Regions from separate parts of the Homo sapiens genome. Here region 1 is linked to region 2. Evidence: chromatin loops called from intact Hi-C (ENCODE). Cell type or tissue: ascending aorta. All regions are shown on one strand. Each heading gives the region's core, and the rest is flanking DNA. Links, peaks and the distances in the headings are about the cores only. Region 1 has its middle 110 kb from the start of CARTPT. Region 2 has its middle 170 kb from the start of MAP1B.

Region 1 (9,752 bases), core at 822-8,821, 100 kb after region 2:
TGGATCAAAGTGGAAAAATTTAACATAACATCCAAGCTTTGAGTAACGAGAACTTAAAGGAACCTCAGAGAAACTATTTGTCTCTAAAAAAGTCTTCCAGAAATCAGCAGAATTAACTTTATCAGAAGTAGCAGCTAATCTGATGTTGATGACAGATTCATTATTTCAAAACACAGGATGCATTTATGAACTTCCTTATTTTAAAGTTAGATTCAAAGGGGAAAACATTGCCTTTAATGACTCTGTTTTTTTTAATTGACTCATAAAAATTGTATATATTTACAGTGCACAATGTAATATTTTGATATATGCATATATTGTGAAATTATTAAATTGAGCCAATTAATGTACCAATCATGTCACATACTTATTTTTTGTGGTGCAAAAAGAATTCAAATATATAATGCATTATAATTGTTATTAAAATTTAGCAATTTTTAAATATACATTATATTAACTATAGTCACCATGCTGTACAATAGGTTTTCAGAACTTATTCATCCTGAAATGACTCTGATCTTTAAAATGCATTTAAATTGTTTGTTTAATTACCTATTTCTAGAGAGGTCTCTGGAGGACTAGCTAATTAAATGTTTACAATATCTAACAGCGCTGCATCATTAGCAGTAGCTCTCCACTAAGTACCATCACCAGTTCCAATTCTCCTTCCACGGACTAACATATCATGGAAGGATTCACAGCCCAAGAGTGTTTCACATTTCAAACACTCATCCTAAGACAGTAGGATGTTTTCCAGGTGTCACAGCACTAATATTGGCCCTTTGGAACACATGGAAGCAGAAACACAGCTATTCTCTATAAACAAGAGACCAGGGCTACAGGAGAATTTTTATGTTTTTTTTTTTTTGAGACAGAGTCTCGCTCTGTCTCCCAGGCTGGAGTGCAGTGGCACAATCTTGGCTCACTGCAACCTCCCCTTCCCGGGTTCAAGTGATTCTCCTGCCCCAGCCTCCTGAGTAGCTGGGATTACAGGCACGTGCCACCATGCCTGGCTAATTTTTGTATTTTTAGTGGAGATGGGGTTTCACCGTGCTGGTCAGGCTGGTCTCAAACTCCTGACCTCATGATCTGCCCACCTCGGCCTCCCAGAGAATTGTTATCTTTAGGGAACCAGATGAACTATATTGTGTTCAGCCAGGTTCTTAAAGGCGTTTTCACTACCATCACAGCCAGAACTCTGACCATTGTGTATCATGGTATTTTTTCCCAAGCTGAGTGAACACCATTACCTGGACAGCTGACAATGCACCAGAAGTTACAGGCCTAGGAGTATGCATGTTTTTGAAGTTCCTCTAAAAATATGATGATCACCCAGGCTTGGGAACCATTGGTCAATTGTGCTCTAGACTGTGCAGTCCCTAAACAGAACAGAAACCTAGGTCAAGGAAGGCACAGGGATGAGCAATGTTGTTGCAAGGAATAGGGAAGAACCAGAAAAAGAAGAGAGGAGAGGGTGGGCAGATGGGAGAAAGAGGGGGCTGAAAGTGAAGGGCAGAAAGCCAACACTGGCCCAGGTCTCTACTCTGTTTAGGAACAGCTCTACCTAAGAGCAGGCCAGGGTAAGGAATGAGTCCATCCACGTGGATTGGAGGCATTGTAATACAGTAGTGAAGAGCATACCCTCTGGAGTCAGACTGCCTGGCTGGGAATCCTGCCTCTGCCTCTTATAAGCTGTGGGACATTGGGCAAGTTATGTAACCTCTCCAGGCCCCAGTTTTCTTATTTATAAAACGGAGGTATTAAAAGTAGTGGCAAAACTGCACTCACTTTTGCACCGACCTAATACTATAGTAGCTACCTCATAGGGATGTTAAAAGTATTATAAGAGCTTTAAGTGCTTAACATAGTCCCTGAATCCTAGTACAGTCATGAGTCTCTTGCATTATTCGGTGATTTTGTCATTGTGCAAACATCAGAGTGTACTTACACAAACCTAGGGAGTATAGCCTACTACACACCTAGGCTATATGCTACAGCCTACTGCTCCTAGGCTACAAACTTGTACAGCACATTATTGCACTATACTAGGCAATTATAAGACAATGGTAAGTATTTGTGTATCTACACAGATCTAAACATAAAAAGGTACCATAAACATATGGTATTATAATCTTATGGGACCATCATCATATATGTCGTCTATTGTTGACCAAAACTTTGTTATGCAAAGCATGACTGTACTGTTCTCTCTGCCCATTGTGACCCAGCTGTTGAGATTAAGTTGTAAGTGTATAAAACTACATGTTGTTGAAGAGGAGGAACTTTTCCTCTACTCTGTTGGGTTTAGTCAGTGGGGGCTTGTGAATTTGACTGACACAAGACAAACTAATAGTAGAAAAGAAATATAAATGTATTAACTTTTTAAAATTTTACATTCCTGGGAATTCACAGAAAAGAAGTGAAACTCAAAGAAGTGGTTAGACTAGGGAGCTTATATATCCTTCTTTTTTTTTTTTTTTGAGACGGAGTCTTGCTCTGTCACCCAGGCTGGAGTGCAGTGGCGAGATCTCGGCTCGCTGCAAGCTCCGCCTCCTGGGTTCACGCCATTCTCCTGCCTCAGCCTCCCGAGTAGGTGGGACTATAGGCGCCTGCCACCATGCCTGGCTAATTTTTTGTATTTTTAGTAGAGACGGGGTTTCACCGTATTAGCCAGGATGGTCTCGATCTCCTGACCTCGTGATCTGCCCGCCTCAGCCTCCCAAAGTGCTGGGATTACAGGCTTGAGCCACTGCGCCCGGCCTATATATCCTTCTTAACGAAGGAAAGAGGGTTTGGGCCTCAGGAAAAATAAATTAACTGAAAGTGACTAGGAAATACATGAGAGAACTAATGAAAAATAAGGGTTATTTTAGTAAGGTTTGTTTATGCAGACTTGGTGCCGGCTCTCCATCACCAGCGATAACAGTCGTGTTCCTCATCCTGGTTTAGGAGAGGGGAACTTATACCACCTTCACCAGGGGAAACTCATGCCCTGCTTTTAGACAGATAAAGGGAGAGCAGAGACCTCTTCCTGTATATGTTGATCTTTAACTGCCTTCAGCTCAAAATAATCCTTAAGCTAAAGAGGTGCGTTTTGAGGTGGCATATCCTGATCTCCTTCAACATAAAGACTAGCTAATGTATGTTGATGGTGAAACCGATGGCCTAGATTTCACAAGCGCCTCACACTGACCCACGGGGCCATCTGTTCACCAGTATGTGAAGCAGGTCATAATGAAGGAAAAAGGTTTGAAAACTACAGTGATCTAGGGGAACTTAGTACAACAACTTTTCAGGAAACTTTTTGGCATGTATATCGCATGAGTGGAGGCTATGGGTAGTAGGAGTTGAGGGAGGTCAGCAGCTGCCTGTAACTGACTGACCACTGGTGTAGTGGGAGGACCACTCAACTGGGTGGGATGATGGAATGGTCCACCTTTTATAGGCATTGCACTTTTCTGAGCTTCACTTCCCTCACCCATCACATAAGCATCCTATTAGGTTAGTGCAAAAGTAATTGCGGTTTTTGCCATTACTTTTCATGTCAAAACCGCAAATACTTTTGCACCAATCTAATAATACCTTCCACAGAGCACTGTGAGGGTTAAATAAAGTAGTGCCAGCGGAAAGAAAACTGAGAAACATAGGATCATTCTTACAGTTTCCTCACTGCATTCTTTTACCCAAATCACTTTTCAGGGATTCCTGAAACATGAATTTAAAGATTACCAATAAGTAGGCTGTAAATCTCCAGTGCTTAGTAACTAACGCCAAGAGTAACTGGGAAAGATTTGCTTTATTTGTTTTTGTGTTTTGGAATTTTATTTATGTGTTTTGCTTTGCTTTGTTTTTAGGAAGGCCAGGAAGAAGAAGGGAGAGGAAATATTTACAGACAGCAAATAGGCTTTTCCTGAGAAATCTATGGTGACCAGGGAAGCAGCTAGACAAATGCCCAAGTTTCATTTCTGTCTCATTCCTCCTGGGTTTAGTCCCCAGGGAGGAGTTTGGGACTCAGGCCAACCCAAGCCACAAGCCAGGCTCACTCAGGACTATTTATAGAGCTGGGTTGTTGGGTAGCTCTCTTTCTACATGAATATTTCCAGCTCTTTCTGATTCAAAACAGCTCTTGACAGCCCTGGCCCATAACAGTGTATGTTTAAGTGCTTTTACATATCAATATCCTGGCTCTCACTGGATGCATAAATTAAAACAATGTTAGTCTTTCTGGTTTATTCCATTGAGTAAAATAAATTAGTCAGTAGTAACCATGCATTGTTCTCCTTTGTATTATAAGGAGAAATATTTAGCTTTGTTGTCACTGACTTAGCCTTTTCCATCTCCTAGAAAGATAAAAACCCATCTGTAACAAAGGCTTCAACTGTACTTGTTTTAAGCATGTTCTAAGATTCCTCCTCTCCCTTAAAAAGGATTCTGAGATTACAGTGTCTCCTCTCTCCAATTTAGACGGCATTATGAATTATGGATATACCATCCGCTGAGGCCACCAGTCACCGGTATTGAACAGTTTTGATGAAATACTGTGACCAGCTTAAATTGTTTTTCAGAGACTCAAATAGACTATTGATAAAACAGCTCCAGCTGCCAGACCCACCCCCTGGTAATGAGTGTGTCTTTATTTGGTGAGAAAGTGTGGGCTTGCTAGGCTAGCCTTGAATTGTCACCAAAAGTGAAGAAGGGAATGGAGATAGAGACCTCATGGGACTAAGGATGAGAGGCCCTTAAATCCTCTTTTTGGGGGCTTATCTTGCACAAGGATGAATTGACTGGGGAAAGAGCAGCACTTATTCTCAGTGTTTTCCTTCTGGCTATGTGACATAAAAATCTACACTAATATCAATTTTCATGGGTAACTAGTGACCCAAGTGACACCAAAATGAATTTCTTAGTAGTAAAAATGTATCATATTGAAAAACAACTTTTCAGAAGAGTGGCCTAGAACCTCACAGGCTTTAAACATCTATTTGTTATAGTATAAGGTGCTGCCACAATATCAGGCCGTACTACATACTTGCTATTCTATTTTTCTAAATTTGTATGTAAACTTGAAACCCAAAACCTGAGAATAGAGGTCAACCGAGTCATGGAGTCCCAAGATTTCCTTCATATCTTCCTCATATTTTTTCTTTTCATATTTGTTTTCCTTTTCAAATTACAAAACTGATAAATGTCGTGCAGAAAATTTGGAAAACACTATAATCCACACTCAGAGGTAACTATTATTAACGGATACGGTTTGGATCTGTGACCCCATCCAAATCTCATGTTGAAATATAATCTCCTTTGCTGGAAGTGGGCCTGGTGGGAGGTGATTTGATCATGGAGTGGTTCTCTCATAAATGGTTTAGTACCATCCCCTTGGTGCTGTTCTTGTGATAGTGAGTCCTCATGAGATCTGGTTGTTGAAGTGTGTGGCACCTCCCCCATCTCTCTTCCTCCTTCTCGGGCCATGTGAAGTACCTTGTTCCCCTTTCGCCTTCTGCCATGATTGGAAACTTCCTGAGGCCTCCCCAGAAACGGAAGCCACCAAGCTTCCTGTACAGCCTGCAGAATCATGAGCCAATTAAACCTCTTTTCTTTATAAATTACCCAGTCTTAGGTATTTCCTTACAGTAATGTGAGAACAGACTAATACGTTAACATCGTATGTCCTTCTAGTCTTTTTTCTTTGCCCATATATGCAGATATACTGTTATACATATATGCATATTTTTTTACAAAACTGATGACATACTCTATATTTTATTTTATTTTATATATAACTTTGTCACTTAGTAAATTATTTTGTAAACATTTTTCTAAGGTGGTACATTTGATTTTTACTGGCTATATAGTAGTCCATCACATGGGTGGACCATAACTTACTTAACAAATCCACTATATCAATATGTTAGGTGGTGTCATTATTATAAAAATTCTATGATGAACATCCTTTTGCGTATATATTTGGCCATAACTCTGCTAATTTCTTTAGGATGAGTTCCATAAGGCATAATTTAAGGCTTTAGTCATAGTATCATCAGGAAATGATGCAGCAGCTAACCCTCCCTCAACTATGTATTAAAGTGCCTGTTTTGCCAACATCCCCATCATGGCTGGATATTGTAATTTTTAAATGATAACTTGTCAGTTTGATACCAAAAAGTAAAAATGGAAATAATATCTCATTGCTTTCACTTTCACTTTTTGTTTCTTAAAGACTCTATTGTATATACTATTTATTAATATTTTTTCTTTTGTGACTAGTTCATTTGTATTATATGCCATTTTTATACTGATCTGTTTATATATTTTTCACAGATTTGCAGGAGCTCTTCATTAAAAAAATCAGAATGACATCAGCAAGATGGCTGAATAGAGACAGTTGGCAATCATCTCTGCCAAGAAAAAGGACCAAGGCAATGAATAAACAGCTAAGGTATGACTGGAGTGTAGAAGAGACAGCACTGGAGTGCAGTGGGAGTGGAGGCACCTCCATGCAGCCCCATCTCTTTCACCAGAACAAGTTGGCCTGGAGACAGGAGGTAGTTCTCCTTGCAGGGAAATGGTAAGCAGAAGAATGCCACCAGCACCCGTTGCCACTGAAAACACTTACAGTTCTTACAACAGGAGAAACACACAGTCCTCACAAGCCCTGAGCCCATTTTGGAGAGCTGCCAGGAATTCACACAGCTACAGTGTTCTGGATTAGGAGCACAAGGTGTGCACTCTCCATACCCCATCCAGCCGCTGTGAGCCAAGCTATAGCAACATGGTGCCATGTTGAGACCAGAGCCACCTCTGGAGTGTGCCTTCCCTGAGGGCCAGTAGCTACTGTACCTGTCCAACACTGGGGCTCCATCTTCATTGCATCAAGCCCACATGGGTGGCTGAACGCCACAACCCCAGCCTGAGCCGATCATCAGCTGAGACTCTGGTCCTACACACCAGGGAACAAACCCATACACATACACTTCCAGCTAGAGGAACAGTCTGCCAGTCCCACCCAGGACAAACCCACACTTGAGCTAGCCGAACTACTGTGTGTCCTCCCCTGAGTGGGAGAAGTCCCTGAGTTACCAAGAAGCTGATATGCCCCCAAAGCCAGTGGTGTAGTTTCATGCTTGTGCTCAGGGCCTGAGAAACAGCCCAGTGGCATCCACCTGCCCGCCTTGGACACATCCCTAGCCTGCCCAAAGGCCTCATGCCCACATCTCAGGCTTGAGAAACAACCATACAGTCCATGCCCAGAAGACATGTTCCCAGGCCAGCTGAGCAGCCGTGCACCTGTGTCCCAGGCCACAGAAACAGCCCCATGGGCTGTGCCTCACAGGCATACCCCAAGGTTGACTGAGCAGCTGTGCACCCTCATCCCAGGCCAGAGAAATATCCCATGGGCCAGCCTCAACAGACATGCATCCAGGCTAACCAAGAAGCTATACAGCCATGTCCTGGGCCTGAGAAACAGTTCTAGAGACTTCCCCTGGCAGACATACTCTCAGGCTTACCTAGAAACCGCATGCCCATGCCCCCTGCCAGTGTAATAACCCCATGGTCCCAACCCCAACAAGCCAGACCCCAAGTTGGCTGACCTGCTGTGTGCACACATGTGCCCCTAACCTGAGAAACAGCCCAGTGACCCAGTGAGCCCACCCCCAACAAAGCCACACCACCACCATCACAAACTCTCTCAGCCTAGGCCACTGAGACACTCACAAGCATTGCTAGTGTGGATTGCAGCTGAAGAAACTACACAGAGACTACACAACTGTGTCCACCTAGAACCAAAGACAACACACTCCAACCAACACCCAAGACCCATATATATGAATAAGTCTTTCCCTGTGAAACCTACTCCATAAAATTGGAAGAAGCGACTATTCCACCAGATGTATAGAAATCAACTTTAAAACACATCAAACATAAAAAAGCGAAGAAATATCATGCTTCCAAAGAAACACAATAATTCTTCTGTAGCAGACCCAATCATAAGGAAATAAACAAAATGACAGAAAAGGAATTCAAAATAATAATCTTAAGGAAACTAAGTGAGATACAAGAGAATACAGATAGACTATTCAGTGAAATCAGGAAAACAATGTATTATTTGACTGAGAACTCCAACAAAGAGATAGATATAAAAAGAAAACAGAAATCCTAAAGCTGAAGAATTCGATAAATGAAATTTTAAAATACAACTGAGAGCTCAAACCACAGACCAGACCAAGCAGAAGAAAGAATTTCTGGACTTGAATACAGATCTTTTGAAATGACACTAAAAGGATAAAGAATAAAAAAGAATGAAGGAAGCCTACAGGATTTATGGGACATTATTAAGCAAACAAATACTCACATTCGATTTAGTGTTCCAGAAGGAGAAGAGAAGGGAACAGATATAGAAAACATATTTAATGAAATAGTAACTATAAAATTCCCAAGTCTTGAGAGAGATATGGACATCTAGATGCAGGAAGCTCAACGAACTCCAAATGGATTCAACCCAAACAGATTCTCTTCAAAGGACATTATAGTCAAATTGCCAAAAGTCAAAGACAGAAAGAATTCTAAAAACAGCCAGAGAAAAACATCAAATCACATATAAGGGACTCTCCATTAGACTAACAGTGGATTTCTCAGCAGAAACCTTACTGGCCAGGAGAGAATTAGATTATATATTCAAAGTACTGATAGAAAAAAAAAAAAAACAACTGACAGCCAAGAATATTATATCCAGCAAAGCTATTCTTCAAAAATGAAAGAGAAAATCTTTCACAGACAAGCAAAAACTAGGGGAATTCATCACCACCAGACTGACCTTACGAGAAATGCTCAAGGCAGTCTCACATCTGGACATGAAAAGATAATAACCACCATTACAAAAAAACAAAACTATAAAACTACACCATAGAGCAAATGGACCTAACGGATATTTACAGAACATTTCACCCAACAGCTGCAAAATATACATTATTTTCATCAGCACATGGAACATTCTCCAGGACTGGCCATATGTTAGGACACAAAACAAGTCTCAAAAAAAATTTTTTAATGCAAATCATATCAAGTATCTTATCTGACCACAGTGCAATAAAAGTAGAAATCATTAATAAGAGGAACATTTAAAACTACACAAATATATGGAAATTAAACAACATGCTCCTGAATGACCAATGGGAGAAGAAAAAAATTAAGAATAAAATTTAAATGCCTATAATCCTAGCACTTTGGGAGGCCAAGGCGGGCAGATCATGAGGTCAGGAGATTGAGACCACCTTGGCTAACAATTGTGAAACTCCGACTCTACTAGAAATACAAAAAATTAGCCGGGCATGGTGGCAGGCGCCTATAGTCCCAGCTACTCAGGAGGCTGATGCAGGAGAATGGCGTAAACCCAGGAGGCAGAGCTTGAAGTAAGCCAAGATCACGCCACTGCATTCCAGCCTGGGTGACAGTGCGAGACTCCATCTCAAAAAAAAAAAAAAGAATAAAATTTAAAAATTCCTGAAACAAATGAAAATAGAAACACAACATACCAAAACCTGTGGAATAAAGCAAAAGCAGTATTAAAAGGCAAGATTATAGCAATAAATGTCTACATCAAAAAAATAGAAAGGGGCAGGCATGGTGGCACATGCTTGTAATCCCAGAATTTTCGGAGGCCAAAGCAGGCAGATTGCTTGAGCTCAGGAGTTTAATCCAGCCTGGGCAACATAGCAAGACCTTGTCTCTACAAAAAATACACAAATTAGTCAGGT
Region 2 (9,752 bases), core at 1,106-9,105:
AAGCTAAAAACAGTTAGGCTTGCAAATAAGAAACCAACCTGACAGGTACAGAGGCTTCCTGAGCTATGAAATTATAATCACAGTCCTTGGCTTTCAGGAGCACAAAACGAGTGGCCTGGTGAAAGTACAAAATATTTATTCCGTACGTTTGAGAGTGGCTGGTCAATCAGGGACCTAAGGCAGTGGGGCCAGGCTGGCTGGGGGCAGGGTAGATGAAGCTCTAGCCTTGGGCATCTGTGGGAGAGCTAAATATGGGGACTTCAAACAGAAGCACAGCTTGTCCCCGGCCAAGCAGCCAATCAAATTTCCCCAAACAGCAGCTGTTTCGGTAACAATGCAGGAACTCTTCATGCTTCCAGCATTGTGAAGGACTGAGTTGTTCTACATGAGCGAGATCACCCTTTAAATGGCAAAACTTTTTTATTTTAATAACTTTAAATATCTCCCTCAAATGAACACCTGTGGCTCTTACCACCAGAAAATAAAAGGAAAGAAAGAAAAAGACGATCATGAGGCCTGTGATTCCCCAAAACTCATTTATGCAATCTGTGAACTCACACTGAGTTCTCCATATGTGCTAGGCACCAGCATGGGTATAACAGTGCCTCAGGCATGAACTCTGCTCTCCAAGAGCTTGCGGGGTGGTAGAGAATGTAAGCTGTGGCCACAAAAAACCACAGAACAAGATAGATGGTGGCATCTTGCAGGATGTCTCTTATAGGCAAGATCTGAGCCAAATGCTATGGCCACACATCGATTAGCATACATATATGTATCTCCTAGCTCTGCCCGCTGAGAGGGCCTGGACACAGTGACAGTCTCATAGCCACAAGCATGCCCGGTGGACCATTCTTGGTTTCTAAATATCATAAGCCCAATGGCCATTTTTGGTTTCTAAATATCTTTCTCTGATAAAAGGACCCAAGGCTGTTTGGAGCAATGGCCGGTTCTAGGGTGGAGGAAAAACGGATGGAGGCATGGCAGAAGAATAAAGGAGCCAGACTGAAGAAGCTCTCACTAGCCAAAGACACAACAATTTGTGCTTCATAACTAAATAGTGATAATATTAGATTATAACCCTAAAGAATAAATATCTGGGAGTCTATTCTGATATAAATGATTACATAAATAAATAAATGGGAGACAAGGGACAAATCTTTCTACAGAAGAATTCCAACAAGTAAACGTAGAAGCAATGAATGAAATAGAAAATCATCATTAAAACACCTCAGTAATAACTGCTGCTGGCAGGAACCCTAGATAAATGATCAAATAAGTGGGTGAAATTTTAAGAGGGAAACAGCTTCAAAGTATTTCTTTCAAAATTTACTAATTACTCTAGTGGCTGTAATATATAACAAATTCTTTGATACCCTGCTCTCTAGGAGGTGGTGCTTCACTCTCCTGCTCTTGGGTGTGATCTAGACAAAGAGACTCACTTTTAACAAGTTATTTGTGGAAGGAGACGTATAGTAACTTTACCATGGAGAAATCTGGCAAATATTACCTTAACAAAGTGATCAAGGTTAACATCGCCATGTTAAGTCACATTGATATCCACTATCCACTGATATGATGAGATGAGAAAGGCACTATTCTTCCCCCAAATCCATAACCTTAGTCCATGAATGAGAACATGTCAGATCAACCCAAACTGGGGGACATTCTACAAAATATCTAACTCCTACTATTCAAAGGTATCAAAGTCATGAAAGTCAAAGAAAGACTGAGGAACTGTCATCATTTGGGGGAGACTAAGAAGACACAATGACTAGATATAATGCGGTACCCTAGACCAGGACCTGGGACAGAAAAAGGACATTAATGGGAAAACTAAGGAAATCTAAATTAAGTCTATAGTTTAGTTAATGGTTTTGTATCAACGTTAATTTCTTGATTTTGATTAATGTACCATGGTTATATAAGATGTTAGCATAAATGGAAGCTAGGTAATGGTATAACATGAACTCTCTGTATTATCTTTGCAACTATTTTGTGAATCTAAAGTTATTTCAAAATAAAAAGTTTTTTTAAAAAAATGCTCTTACTAGAGGCTCTCAGTTCTAGGCAAGATGGAATATGCTTTCTACAGTTTTATCTCTCCTGCTGGTTACAATAAAACCTTGAACAAAATAGAAAATACAGCCACTTGAAGATTCTAAAAAATAAAAGTAAATCATAATAGTTGAAATAGGAAGGCAAATCAAAACTTGAAGGACTACCAGGACAGCCATGGTGAGTTTCCTGGTTTCTTTTTCCTTCCTTTGTCTACTAGGTTTGACCCAAGGACAAGCCAAATCAAGAAAATGTGCCATGCCATGAAAAGCCCAACCCTGAGGAAAGCCTGTCTTTCTGGCCAGAGGATTAGGAAAAGCAGCCCCTGTAAGCTGGAGACTGTAAGGAGAATCCAGGGTTTGTTTTGTTTTGTTTTCTCTTTTTTCTCTCAAAGCCCTTCCTGGAAGCCAGTCCCTGCCCCATAGTAGCACAATTGCCAAATGTGGTGGTGTGGTGGGCATCTGAAGTTCTGAGAGAAGAGTCACCCCTCCAGACATAGGAGCTGAGGAGAGGCGCCCCAGTCGTGCAAAGTGTAGGGGGACTTCCTATTATTTCTCTCTCACCTATTTCCTGCTTCAATGAATATAATTCAGAGGCAAACTCCATCTTTCTAGTGAGAGGACTCCAAAAAGGAGACTCCAGATGCTGGAAAGTGTGAGAAAAATCATTCGGAGGAGAGAGCAGAAATAGGAGATCCCCCATTTTTTGTAAGCTGTCACAAATCCTGAGCTCACAGACAATTGTGCATATGTAGAACACACCCCAAGAAGTATAGCAAAGGCTCTGAGAACTAAGCCTCAATGGCTTCCCCCAAAAGCACAGCTTTCAAAACTGTATGGACATTGGTACCACCCACCAACAGAAGGTGAGACAGAACTCACAGTCTAAGCCTGACTGGTGTAATTTCCTGCCAAAACACAACCTCTACATTATCCAGAGGAGAATCTCAGGGCCCAGAGATTCACAACAAAGTATAACAGGGCCCAGAGTCTCACAACACAATATAAACTGTCTTGGATATCATCGAAAATAGTCAACCTGCCAAGAACCAGAAAAATCTAATTCTCGAGTCAATCAACCAGTGACAACTTCGAGATGACCCAGATATTGGAATTACCGATAAAGACCTTGAAACATCTATTATGACCATTCTTCATGAGGAGAAAGGGAGCACTCTTGAATTGAATGGAAAGTTCTCAGAAGAGAAACAGAAATCATAACAAGAGAACCAAATGGAATTTTAGAATAAGAAATACAATATCTGAAATAAAAAATTCACCAGATAGACTCAAAGTTGGAGTCCGTCTTCAAAAAAGTCGACATGACCGAAAAAAGAGTCCATTAACTGAAACTAATTAGAAACGATACAATCTGAAGGACAGGGAGAAAGTAGGTTGAAGAAATGACCAGAGACTCAGGACCTGTGGGGTGGGACAATATGAAAAGTTTAACATGCATGTGACTGGAGTCCCTAAAAAAGAGGAGACACAAATTGGTGCAGAAAAAAAAATATATTTGAAGAAATAATTACAGAAATTTCCCAAATTCAGTGAAAGACATAAATTTGCCGATAATAAGAAGCTCAGGGAACCACAAACAAGACAAATGCAAATAAAACCATCAGAAGAAAACTGTGAAAACCAAAGGCTGAAGAAATATCAAAACCAGCCAGAGAAAATGACACATTGCATATAGATTAACAATTTAATTGACCGTGTATTTTTTTTCAAGCTAGAAAGAAAAGAACTGTCAACGCATAATTCTGTATCCCATGAAATCAAGACGTTCTCAGACGGAAGAAAACTAACAAATTTCATTACCAATAAACCTACTTTAGGCCAGGTGCAGTGGCTTATGCCTGCAATCCCGACACTTTCGGAGGCCGAGGCGGGTGGATCACTTGAAGCCAGCAGTTCGAGACCAGCCTGGCCAACATGGCGAAACCCTGTCTCTATTAAAAATACAAAAATTAGCTGGTCGTGGAGGTGCACACCTGTAGTCCCAGCTACTTGGGAGGCTGAGGTGGGAAAATCACCTGAACTGGGAGGCAGAGGCTGCAGTGAGCTGAGATCACACCGCTCTACCCAGCCTGGGCAACAGAGCAAGATTCTGTCTAAAAAAAAAAAAATTACTTAAAAAGAAAGTTACAGGAAGTTCTTCAGATTGAAGGGAAATTACCCCAGAGGGAGAATCAGAACTTCAGGAATGAAGAAAGAGCAACAGAAATTGTAAACATCTGTGTAAATATAATAAACCATTTTGTCCTCTAGAAATATGTATGACTATTGGAAGCCAAAATTAAAACATTGTTGGAAGGGAGAGTTTTCAATGCATATAGGTGTAATATATATGGCAATTATAACATAAAGGGAGGAGGAGGGTGTGGAACATACATGGTTTAAGATTTCTACATTCTACTCGAAGTGGTAAAATGCGAAATTTAAATAGAATGTGAGAAGTTAGGTAGGTATATATAATGGATACATAACACCTAGAGCAACTACAAAAATAAATATAAGATGATACCAGTATGAGCCTGGCTGCCTGCCCCTTCCCAGGTCTGGACTAAACACCCCCCATCTGAGACTATTCACCCATTGCTCACCCAAACCTTCCCTCTGGGGCTCAGCTGGAACCCCCTCCTATTGTCACATTTTCTAATCCCCCCATAGCTGCGGAGACAGAGGTGACTCAGCTCAGTCACATCCAGGATGCTACAAGGCAAGGAGAAGTTGAGGAAATCCAGACCCTTTCAGTCCATCCTCCAAGGGGAAAATTGCTGCTTGCCCAAGAGCCCACAGCAAGCCACTGTTAGAACAGTGGCCTGGAAGCAGATATTCCAGTACCACACGCCATCATGAAACTGGAGATTGGGGCTCCCTCCCCAGCTCCTCTGCCCCACCTGGGAGCAAGTGCTTGTGTCCAACTGTCCTCCAGGACTACTAGTAATGAACGCATACGTAGACGTTCTATGTGCCAGGCACTATTTTAATTGATTCTATTTCTGTCTATCTATTTACTCATCCATCCATCCATCCGTCCATCCTTCCATCCACACTAAGCCTCAAATTGCCCCAATTGAGATAGGTACTATCTTTCTCTATCGTTTATGGATGGAGAAAATCAAGCATTGGGAGGTTAAGAAACTTGCCCCAGATGACAGAGCTAACAAGTGTTGGCCCTGGAATTTGCATGCAGGTCTGGCTCTGGCATCTGAGTTCCTAACTACAGTTAGCAACACAAAGCACAGCTCTCTAAGACATTCCGTGGTCTGGAGGCTCCCCCTGACCCACACCCCCAGGATCATTTCTGTTCAGGTGGAATTTGGTGAAAAGGCATATAGAGGGCGGCTTTGAAGGAAGGAACTGGAGGGTAGGAGCTGGTAAGAGGCCTCACGCTGCTGACAGGCTGGTGGAGGGAGGCGCTTGGGTACCGTTGCTAGGCAACTGCCTCAGGCCTGTGGTCCTCTCAGCGCTGGAGCCTTCCTCTTGGGCTCCTCCGTTCTTCCCTAACAATGGCTGAGGACACCAGCACTTCCTCCCTTCTAGCTTGCTCCCTCTGAGTCACTGCCATTCCCAGTCACATGGTGTAAGCAGCTTGGCTTTGCCCCAAGACCCTGGTGGGGGCAGATAAGGAGCCTCCCATCATGCTTGAGTCCAGCCTCACTCTCTGGAAAAGTCTGGCCTCCTGCGGCAGCCAAGCATGGCAGGCCTCTGCCAACAGAGGTTAAGCCAAGCATCCTCAGACCATGTCCCAGCTCCAGTTCAATCTGACCTGCGTGCCGAGATTAGCAGCCAGCTAGTGGAGTGAAAAGGGATCTCCTCAACTTGCTTCCCTTTTGCCTTCCTCAAAGGTATTTGCTTTGTCATTTCTGTCCAAAGATCAACAAAGTGTTGCTGCTGGTGACACATCACAAATTTGCCCCTTGGACTTACCAGGAAGTCCAAAAGGAGGCCAATTAATCTCATTACTCTCCTATACTCCCTGTCTGCTTTAAATGTGATTCATTGAAGGTGAAAGGCTATTTTCACAGCCAACTATAAAAAGCCAAAAAAAAATGAAATCACTGTGACCCAGCAAAGAGGGTCGGACACTGGAAAGCATCCAGCATTCAGAGGACAGGGGCATCTCCCTTCTCTGCCAACAAGCCCACCAGCATTGGCATGAGTCACAGTTCAGTCCCCTCCATGGCAGCCTCCCTTGGCACATTCTTCCTCCCCTAGTGACATAACAGAGGCCCCTCCTTCCCACCACACTGCCCCATTCAGCTCACAGATCATTTAGCCACCTTCTAAAACACTGAATTGTACCACTTTCAGTAACAGCCTTGCTGGATACCTTTCATGGGCCAGATTCTTGACTTTCATAACTTATGTAAGTGATAGCCAGTGTCATGCTTGAAATCATTCTTTAATAACATCATTAGGAAACATGCCAATTTTTTTTTTTGTACAGGAAGAGCTAAGAAGAGGAGGCCAGGAAACAGCTCCTACCTTAAGTGCATCTGATGACAAATGACTCAAACACCACTTTGCAGAAGTAAAGGTGCTAGGCTGAGTCTTTGTAACAACTGGACCCAGAAGGGCACTGAGAAACACACAGCTGCTTTCTGTTGAAGACTAAAAGCATCCTTCAGCTACTCTAACATTTTCTCCCAGGCATTTCCAAAAGTGGGGTTCCAATGCTAAGGTCACTGGGGAATACTAAGTATCAAGTCCACTTCCTACTTGTTTCTCTTGAGCACACTCTAGAGTAGAACCCAGAGCTCTCCTTTAGTTCTTCCTGTGGTTCTTTCCCCCAAAGGAAGGGGGAAGATACACAGGTTGAGGAGGCAGAGGACAGGGCACACGAAGCTTTCAGAACTGTAGAAGTCTCCTATGTGATCCTGGAGAAAGCTGTGCATCTAACATACTGTCCTTTTTCCAGAAACCAGCAAGTATCTGTCTGCCCCTCCCCTAGCCTGGGTTCCCAGATTTGGACACCTGCCCCAAGAGAGATGGGGTCATCTTCAGCATCCAGCCTATGAAGTTCCCAGAGGGAGGGAGCCAGTAGCTCATTACCATTTCATCCTTTTGGTAAAACACCTAGAAGGGCTAGTTTGTCTTGTGAATAAAACATAGAGTTCTTTCTTACTTATCTCAGGACCCCAATTCACTTTGCCAAAAGAAAAAAACATTAAGCTGAAAGCCGAGTCATGCAAGAAACTGCCTTTCCTTTTGTTCCTAAGCAGAGAGCTACAGTTAAAGGTTAAATATCTCCACAGGTGATAACTCTATGTTCACCTTACCTTATATAAGGTGCCAATTTACTGAGCATGAGATGAATACATAGTTGACTGTTCCCCTACCTTCTCCTTTGTCTTACAACATGTGGATTAGCATACCCTCCCTCTTTCCCCTCCAGTCTAGTTTTCTGCTTTTAATATTGAAGCCCCCAAATTCATCTTTGGAGACAGGCACAGACCACAGACTGTTTCTGTGATTTCTGTGTTCTCTTCTTCTGGGCATGTCCTTACTCTTGGCAAAATACACTTCTAAATTGATTGAGACCTGTGTTAGATAATTTTTGGTTTACAAGCCCTGCTTACTCACCCCTCAAGAAGATATCTTGTTGGGCTGGGCTCGGTGGCTCACGCCTGTAATCCCAGCACTTTGGGAGGCCGAGGCAGGTGGATCACGAGGTCAGGAGTTCAAGACTAGCCTGGCCAAGATGATGAAACTCCGTCTCTACTAAAAATACAAAAATTAGCCAGGCATGGTGGTGGGCACCTATAATCCCAGCTACTCAGAAGGCTGAGGCAGAGAACTGCTTGAACCTGGGAGGTGGAGGTTGCAGTGAGCCAAGATTGCACCACTGCACTGTAGCCTGGGCAACAGAGCAAGACTCTGTCTCAAAAAAAAAAAAAAAGAAGAAGAAGACATATTGTTGGGTTTAGTCATCTGTGGCTCTGAGTGGTCACACTGGGTACCTTTCCAATGGGGCTACATAAAAGGGATCTGAACAACTACTGTTCTCAGGAAGAAAAGTGGGAAGTTCTTTAACTTCTAATCCCAGTAGCACTCCTTCTCCCACTCCTTCTATCACATACATGGACAGACACACAGACATAGCATGTATGCACAATTATGGATATAACAACTCCATTTGCTTTCCTAAGAAGGGCAAAAATCTTCTTCAATTCACCATCAGACTCTATCCTCACCTTACATTCTTCAAAGCCATAAATAAGGTATGAAGGAGTGAATAAACTCAAGAGGAAAAAAGGCCTTTTATGTGATGGGATTCAGGACATGCCACCCCAAAATATGACCAGAATGTGCCACCCTCAAATATGCTTCTTTGGCATAAGGATTATTTGAAGTGGTTCTTTTGACAAACTGCAGATACAGCAGTAGCTCTGAAAAGTTGTCTTTTTGTAAGAGAAATTTACATTTACAAAAGAAATTCCCATTTTTAAGGGTGCCTCCCTCTCTGCACCAGGAGGAGAAAGATTACTAAATTATCAGAAACTCTTCATCAGTGGAGAAGGCATCCACTTAAATCTGCATAGAAAATCTTACCCTTGGTTTATGGTGCTTTTCCTGGCCATTGCATCTTAATAGGGCCTTTTCCTATACACTCCTTTTTTTGTTTCAGAGAAACAAAATATTTAAGCCTAAAGTCTAATTTGAGATCTACAGGAGGTGTGTGTGTTATTAAACATTTGTTTGCTTTTCTCTTGTTAATCTGTCTTTTATTAGAGGGAGTCCCAGCTAAAAACTCACGTAGAATGGAGGAGAACGTTGTTTTTCCTTCCCACACATGTCTCACACTCACGGCAGAAAGCAAGGAAGAAGGGAAGGGAAAAATAACACTGGAGTAAGTGCTGTTGGAGAACCTTGTTCACAAGTTTCAAGAAGCCTGTCAGGCCCTGGAATTAACCTGCTCCCAAAAGAGATCGGTTGAACTATGTCCCCAGATAAACCCTCAGATTCCCGAATCTCCATATATCACATCCTCAACCGGTAGTGGTGTTTGATCATCTTCTCCAGATATACAGAAGAATCACAGGAGATCTGGCAAGAAGCTGCAACATTTCCTACTATGTCTGGTTTTCTTCTTGGTGTTGATGATGAGGCTTAAGAGATGATATAAGGAGAAGGAGAATTTCTTTTTGGAGATTAATAAAAATAATATTGAACCATTGCTGCATAACAAGCTGTCTTAACATTTAGTGGGTTTGTTACTGGAAAGGGGTTCCAATCCAGACCCCATGAGAAGGTCCTTGGATCTCATGCAAGAAAGAATTTGGGGCAAGTCCACAGAGTAAAGTGAAAACAAGTTCATTAAGAAAGTAAGGGAATAAAAGAATGGCTACTGAAAGAACAGAGCCACCCCAAGGGCTGCTGGTTGGCTATTTTTATGCTTATTTCTTGATCATATGCTAAACAAGAGGTGGATTATTCAAGAGATTTCCAGGAAAGGGGCAGGCAATTCCCAGAACTGAGGGTTCCTTCCCTTTTTAGATCACATAAGGTAACTTCCAGACATTGCGATGGCATTTGTAAACTGTCATGGCCCTGGTGGGAGTGTCTTTTCACATGCTAATGCAATATAATTAGCGTATAATGAGCACTGAGGATGACCAGAGGTCGCTTTTGTGGTCATCTTGGTTTTGGCAGGTTTTGGCCAGCTTCTTTTTTTTTCTTTAAAATTAA

What was found. Hi-C counts contacts between places; a loop is a spot of excess contacts. Peaks named below come from ENCODE experiments on the same cell type or tissue, not always from the same donor. Only the 100,000 strongest peaks of a DNase experiment are listed, where the experiment ranks them.
Region 1: it touches region 2 in a loop (3-fold over the local background); 5 of 110 quality-filtered maps call a loop at or near these places.

What each region holds. Positions count from the first base shown.
Region 1 is chr5:71,825,143-71,834,894 of GRCh38, reverse strand. No RefSeq gene overlaps it. Among named protein-coding and RNA genes, the nearest start is that of CARTPT, 110 kb to the right of the region's middle. In ascending aorta, for the core only: no CTCF peak of the experiment used is centred there; a DNase peak (open chromatin) is centred at 4,014; H3K4me3 peaks cover 277 bases; H3K27ac peaks cover 3,998 bases.
Region 2 is chr5:71,929,014-71,938,765 of GRCh38, reverse strand. No RefSeq gene overlaps it. Among named protein-coding and RNA genes, the nearest start is that of MAP1B, 170 kb to the left of the region's middle. In ascending aorta, for the core only: a CTCF peak has its summit at 5,800; DNase peaks (open chromatin) are centred at 5,665 and 6,235; H3K27ac peaks cover 5,251 bases.